2 separate regions of the Homo sapiens genome follow, and region 1 is linked to region 2. A link is a contact called in ENCODE Hi-C or POLR2A ChIA-PET data. All regions are on one chromosome and are shown on one strand. Each heading gives the region's core, a stretch centred on a gene start or an enhancer-like site at or near the end of the contact. The rest is flanking DNA. Distances are from core to core; before and after follow the strand shown.

Region 1 (3,085 bases), core at 549-3,048, 58 kb before region 2:
CCTCAGCCTCCTGAGTAGCTGGGATTACAAGCGCACACCACCACACCCAGCTAATTTTGTATTTTTAGTAGAGATGAGGTTTCACCATGTTGGTCAGGCTGGTCTGGAACACCTGACCTCAAGTTATCCACCTGCCCCAGCCTCCCAAGGTGCTGGGAATTGCAGGCATGAGCCACCTCACCTGGCCTCAACCCTTTCTTCTTTATTATAACTATTATAATTTTTGGCCGAATCACTGTCATTGTTTACATTAAGAAAGCAGACATTTTTACTTCCTGAGCCAAAATGTGTATTTTTACCTTTCCTGTCTCGTATGCCTTTTTTTTTTTTTCTCCTCCTTTTAGAGATTAGGTCTCATCATATTTCCCAGGCTGGTTTGTTTGTTTGTTTGTTTCTTTTTTTTGAAAGGGTCTTGCTCTTTCACCCAGGCTGGAGTGCAGTGGTGCAATCTCGGCTCAATGCAACCTCCACCTCCCAGGTTCAGGCGATTCTCATGCCTCAGCCTCCCGAGTAGCTGGGATTACAGGCACATGCCACCATGCCTGGCTAATTTTTGTTGTTTTTGTTTGTTTTTTCTGAGACAGAGTCTTTATCTGTCACCCAGGCTGGAGTGCAATGGCGCGACCTTGGCTCACTGCAACCTCCACCTCCCAGGTTCAAGCAATTCTCCTGTCTCAGCCTCTTGAGTAGCTGGGATTATAGGTACATGCCACCATGCCCAGCTAATTTTTTAATTTTTAGTGGAGGCGTGGTTTCACCACGTTGGCCAGGCTGGTCTCCAACTCCTGACCTCAGGTGATCCGCCCACCTTGGCCTCCCAAAGTGCTGAGATTACAGGCGTGAGCCACTGCGCCCAGCTTACTTTTTGTATTTTTAGTAGAGATGAGGTTTCACTATGTTGGCCAGGCTGGTCTCAAACTCCTGACCGCAGGTGATCCACCCACCTCGGCCTCCCAAAGTGCTGGGATTACAGGCGCCAGGCTGGTTTCTAACTCCTGGGGGCTCAAGCAGTTTTCCCATCTTTGCTTTCCAAAGTGTCATATATCTTTTTTATCATTTGCTGCTTTTGCAACATATATTTGTTGCTGATTCGTTTACTTTCTGTTATTCTCCTTAATTTTCAACATGATCAAATACATTTTTGGATTATAGTCAATCTCCCCACTTTTCTTTTTTTCTTCCTAGACATCCTCTTGCACTCTGGGGTGAATATTTTCTTGGCCAAGGTGTACAGTCACAGCCCTAGGATTTCCCTTCAGCATCATCTTCTCTCTTGTATTTGATCTTTGAGTTTTCCTCAGTGTTGATTTGCTCTCTTATTTTGGTGGAATATATTCTCCATCAGGGTAGTAAGAAAAAGGTGAATAGGATGTAAATTTTTGAGATACTATATTTCTCTTTATTCTGCCCTTTGATAGAATTGTTGGATCAAAAATTATTTTTCTCTCAGAATTTGGAAGTCATTGTTAAATTATCTTTTGGCTTCCAATGTTGCTATTAATAGTCCTGGTAGTGTTTTTTTTTTCTTTTTTCTTTTATTTATTTTCTTTTCTTAAGAGACAGGGTCTTGCTCTGTTGCCCAGGCTGGACTGCAGTGACACAATCACAGCTCACTCTAATCTCTAACTCCTGGCCTCAAGTAATCTTCCTGCTTCAGCTTCTCCAGTAGCTGAGACTACAGGTGTGCACCACCATGCCTGCCTAATTTTTAAATTTTTTGTAGAGATGGGGTATCACTATGTTGCCTAGACTGGTCTTGAGCTCCTGACCTCAAGCAGCCCTCCCACCTTCGTCTCCCAAAGTGCTGAGATTACAGGCATGAGTCACCATGCCTGGCCTCCTAATAGTGTTCTTGATTTTTATTTTTAATCTTCTTTGTAGACTGCCTTTTCTCACTGGAAACTTTTAGGATCTTTTCTTTTCCCTGCCATTTTGAAATTTTGTAACAATGTGCCCTGCCTGGTTAGGGTTTTATTTTCATTCATTGTGATGGAGACTTCTGACCAGGGGATATTTCTTGTATTTATGCAGAGTTGTTTCATAATATTATTTCCTTGGTAATTTCCTCCTCTTTGTTTTCTCTGTTCTCGCTGTTACTGTTAGTCAGACATTGTTCTTGGATCGATCCACTTGCTTGACTTTATATTGGATTTTTTTTTTTTTTTTGGTGGCTATCACATTTTAATTTTCAGTGTTTTGGGGTTTTTTTTTTTTTTTTTTTTTTTGAGACGGAGTCTTGCTCAGCCACCCAGGCTGGAGTACAGTGGTGTGACCCCAGCTCACTGCAGCCTCCACCTCCTGGGTTCAAGTGATTCTCCTGCCTCAGCCTCCCAAGTAGCTGGGATTACAGGCACTCACAACCATGCCTGGCTCATTTTTATATTTTTAGTAGAGATGGGGTTTCACCATGTTGCCCAGGCTGGTCTCGAATTCCTGACTTTGGGTAATCCACCCGCCTCGGCCTCCCAAAGTGCTGGGATTACAGGCATGAGACACTGTGTCTGGCCAGTTTTCAGTGTTTTATATTTCTATCTGGATGTTTGTTATATAGGTATTCTTAAATATATTTAAGATTTGTGGACTTTATATAAGTTATACTTCAACAGAATAGTGAAAATAATGGAAAGGACCCTTCCCCCTCTGTTGTTAATATCTAAAGTCTCTTAATCTCTCTCTCTCTTTTTTTTTTGTTTTTGTTTTGAGACAGAGTTTTGCTGTTGTCGCCCAAGCTGAAGTGCAATGGTGCAATCTCGGCTCACTGCAACCTCCGCCTCCTAGGTTCAAGCAATTCTCCTGCCTCAGCCTCCTGAGTAACTGGGACTACAGATGCACGCCATCATGCCCAGCTAATTTTTGTATTTTTAGTAGAGACAGGGTTTCACCATGTTGGCCAGGCTGATCTTGAATTCCTGACCTCAAGTGATCCACCCACCTCGGCCTCCCAAAGTGCTGGGATTACAGGCGTAAGCCACCGTGCCCGGCCTCTCATTGTTTTTTATATTATCCTGTTTATCTCTTCTAGATGTCATTGTCTTTTTCTCAGCCTCTTCATTAAGCACGTTGTGTTTTGTTCTCTGTAGTCTGC
Region 2 (3,037 bases), core at 175-2,674:
GGAGGCCGAGGCGGGTGGATCATGAGGTCAGGAGTTCGAGACCAGCCTGGCCAATATGGTGAAACCCTGTCACCCTGTCTCTACTAAAAATACAAAAATTAGCCGGGTGTGGTGGTGCTTGCCTGTAGTCCCAGCTACTTGGGAGGCTGAGGCAGAAGAATTGCTTAAACCCGGGAGGCAGACGTTGCAGTGAGCTGAGATCGTGCCTCTGCACTCCAGCCTGGGCAACAGAGCAACACTCCATCTCAAAAAAAAAAAAAAAAAAAAAAAAAAAAAAAAAAAAGAATTAGCCAGGTATGGTCGTGCACACCTGTAGTCCTAGCTACTTGGAAGGCTGGGGCAGGAGGATCACTTGAGTCCAGGACCTCAAGGCCACAGTGAGCCATGATTACACCACTGCACTCCAGCCTGGGTGACAGAGGGAGACCCTATCTCTAAAATAAATAACATTTTAAAAATACATGCATGTGAAGCATCAATTGTAACCTAAATTAGTTTAAATGCTCATATTGTTTGTTCGTTTAAGGTGGAGTCTCACTCTGTTGCCCAGGCTGGAGTGCAATGGTATGATCTCAGCTCATTGCACCTCTGCCTCCCGGGTTCAAGTGATTCTCCTGCCTCAGCCTCCCAAGTAGCTGGGATTACAGGCATGCGCCACCAAGCCCAGCTAATTTTCATATTTTTAGTAGAGAGAGGGTTTCACCATGTTGGTCAGGCTGGTCTCAAACTCCTGACCTCGGGTGATCCACCCGCCTCCACCTTCCAAAGTGCTGGGATTACAGGCATGAGCCACCGCATCCAGCTGAATGCTTGTATTTTTAAAAAGCAGTGGAGGAACAAAAATGAGAAAGCAACAAAAAAAGTTTTACAGAAGTCTAAGATAAAGTGGTATAACACACTGAAGCTTCCCAAACAGGATGTCATGGAGAAGACCCATGGGAAGCCCAATGTCCATTAAAGACACTCCTTACATTTAGGATGAGGAGAGAGAGATGGGCCAGAAACAGACACCAGCACATGAGCACATCCTCAGGGGAGGACAAAAGGGAAGGAACGAGATCACAGATAACCAGCAAGAGAGCTGAAGCGTGGGAATCTTTTTGTGACATGGCTAGGAGTGCACAGAGACCTTAGACCCGGAGCAGATGTGCTTAAATCTGCTTCTCTAAAACAAAATATGTTGTGGTGCTCAGAGCAACTTCTGTGAAGGGATTTGGAAACACCGTGACCCTAAATAAATCGTCAAAGACAGCTCTTTCTGGTAAATTCCATCTAGGTCCTCTAGAGAAAAAAATGACACCAATAACCAACACTATGCAAAGCAAGGAAGAGAGACCAGCAGAGCCCTTCTCATCCCACAGGTCTGCACTCAAGACATCTTGAGGGGCCTTCCCTGACAACCCTCTCTAAAGAGTCCCCACAGGGGTCTTATTATGTCCTCAGTGTCTGTCTCCCAGCCTGAGAACTAGGAGGCCACCCTCAGCCGCACGTCCCCAGTGCCTAACAGGGCCTGGCGTAGAGAAGGTGCCTAAACCAGTTCCTTGACTGAAAGAAGAAAAGAACTCCAGCCAAAGGAAAAGATCAGCCCGTAACAATGTGAGAACACGGAAGTGAAAGTTGCTAATAAAAGAAACTCAGAACAGTATTCCAGGCCCGGGCTTGATGTGATTATATGCTTAGTTTTTTTTTATTAGCTGGATATACATTTTTTTTCCTTTTTCTGCTATTTTTAGGTCTAAAATCTTAGCCTTCTCTATTACTAGCTGTTTTAAAGACAGGAAATAGAGCCAATTTAAATACTGACCCAATCAAAACAATCCAGAGATAGGTGCTCTCAAATTCAAAAGGCAAACAAGAAAAAAAAGTCAGGGTCATCTGCATTATCCCTTTATGTGCTATTTGTCAGGAATGTGGAGGCAATGTCATGGAGACAAAGTTCAGGAGTTAATTCTCAAGTTAAGTGTGAAGGTGAAGAGTCTACTGCAAGGGCAGAGCCCCTTTCTCATTTATTCTTACCCAAATCTCCTGCAGTATGACCCTATCATGCCAGTTCCCAAATATCAGTCACATTCAAAATAAACAGAAAAGGATTTTTCCAAAACCAAATAATAATTTTTTGTGTTTTTTTTTGTTTTTGTTTTTGTTTGTTTGTTTGAGACAGAGTGTTGCTCTGTCACCCAGGCTGGAGTGCAGTGGTGTGATCTCAGCTCACTGCAACCTCCACCTCCTGGGTTCAATCGATTCTCCTGCCTCAGCCTCCTGAGTAGCTGGGATTACTGGTGCCCGCCACCACGCCTGGCTAATTTTTGTATTTTTATTAGAGACGGGATTTCACCACGTTGGCCAGGCTGGTCTCGAACTCCTGACCTCAGGTGATCTGGCAGCCTCGCCCTTCCAAAGTGCTGGAATTACAAGCATGAGCCACCGCACCTGGCCAAGAATACATTTTTCTAAAGGTAATCTCTGCCCCACTTTCCTCCATGAGCAGTCATGAACACTTATTGAACAAGCAATGGTGCATCAGGGGCTTGACAACGCACTCGACACCAGAGGTGTGTGATCTCACATGAACGCAACAAGCCTGAAGAGGGAACCAGACTACGGAGAAGTCAAGAAATTTTCTCAAAGCCACATAGCTGCAAAATGGCTCCAAAGCTTGTAATAGTACAATGTGTTCTGTCCCCTTTACATGGATAATTGAACATTGTCCAGGAAAGGTACAGGGATGGCAGCAAACTACGATCTATCCAATCAGTTGGTTTTTATATTTCATGAATGCTTTTAAAAACTTTTTATTATGAAAACATTCAAATATATGCAAAGTAAATGAACCAAGCCTGGCCTGCATAGATTTTTAAATCATCTTTTCAGCTCCTATTAATATATTAATGACTGCTCGGATTATGCTTGAGATTGTACCAAATCTCTATTTTACTTTGGGGAGAAGTGACATTTTAATATTGAATGTTTCAATCCACGGGTATGGTATTTCTTTCCATTTATTGGAATCTTTAAGAGAAAAACTGTTATTAGAAAT

Evidence for each region. Hi-C counts contacts between places; a loop is a spot of excess contacts on that map. ChIA-PET counts read pairs that join two places held with the same protein, here RNA polymerase II (POLR2A).
Region 1: a map of CD8-positive, alpha-beta T cell shows a loop between it and region 2 (2.4-fold over the local background). The contact joins two enhancer-like sites. A Hi-C loop is called at or near these places in 1 of 168 maps with a recorded cell type or tissue (CD8-positive, alpha-beta T cell). POLR2A ChIA-PET finds 5 or more read pairs at or near these places in 7 of 52 experiments (A673, HEK293, PC-9 and 4 more).

The regions. Positions count from the first base shown.
Region 1 is chr14:52,902,009-52,905,093 of GRCh38, reverse strand. All of the region lies in intron 3 of FERMT2 (FERM domain containing kindlin 2), which reads left to right. All of the region lies in intron 2 of LOC105370500 (a long non-coding RNA gene), which reads right to left. Among named protein-coding and RNA genes, the nearest start is that of FERMT2, 47 kb to the left of the region's middle. Within about 2 kb of position 1,798, at least 2 of the 41 ENCODE cell types and tissues checked have a DNase peak (open chromatin) inside an H3K27ac peak, as active enhancers do; they include endothelial cell of umbilical vein, where a contact is called at or near this core.
Region 2 is chr14:52,843,326-52,846,362 of GRCh38, reverse strand. All of the region lies in intron 1 of LOC105370500 (a long non-coding RNA gene), which reads right to left. Among named protein-coding and RNA genes, the nearest start is that of GNPNAT1, 53 kb to the right of the region's middle. Within about 2 kb of position 1,424, at least 6 of the 41 ENCODE cell types and tissues checked have a DNase peak (open chromatin) inside an H3K27ac peak, as active enhancers do; they include endothelial cell of umbilical vein, where a contact is called at or near this core.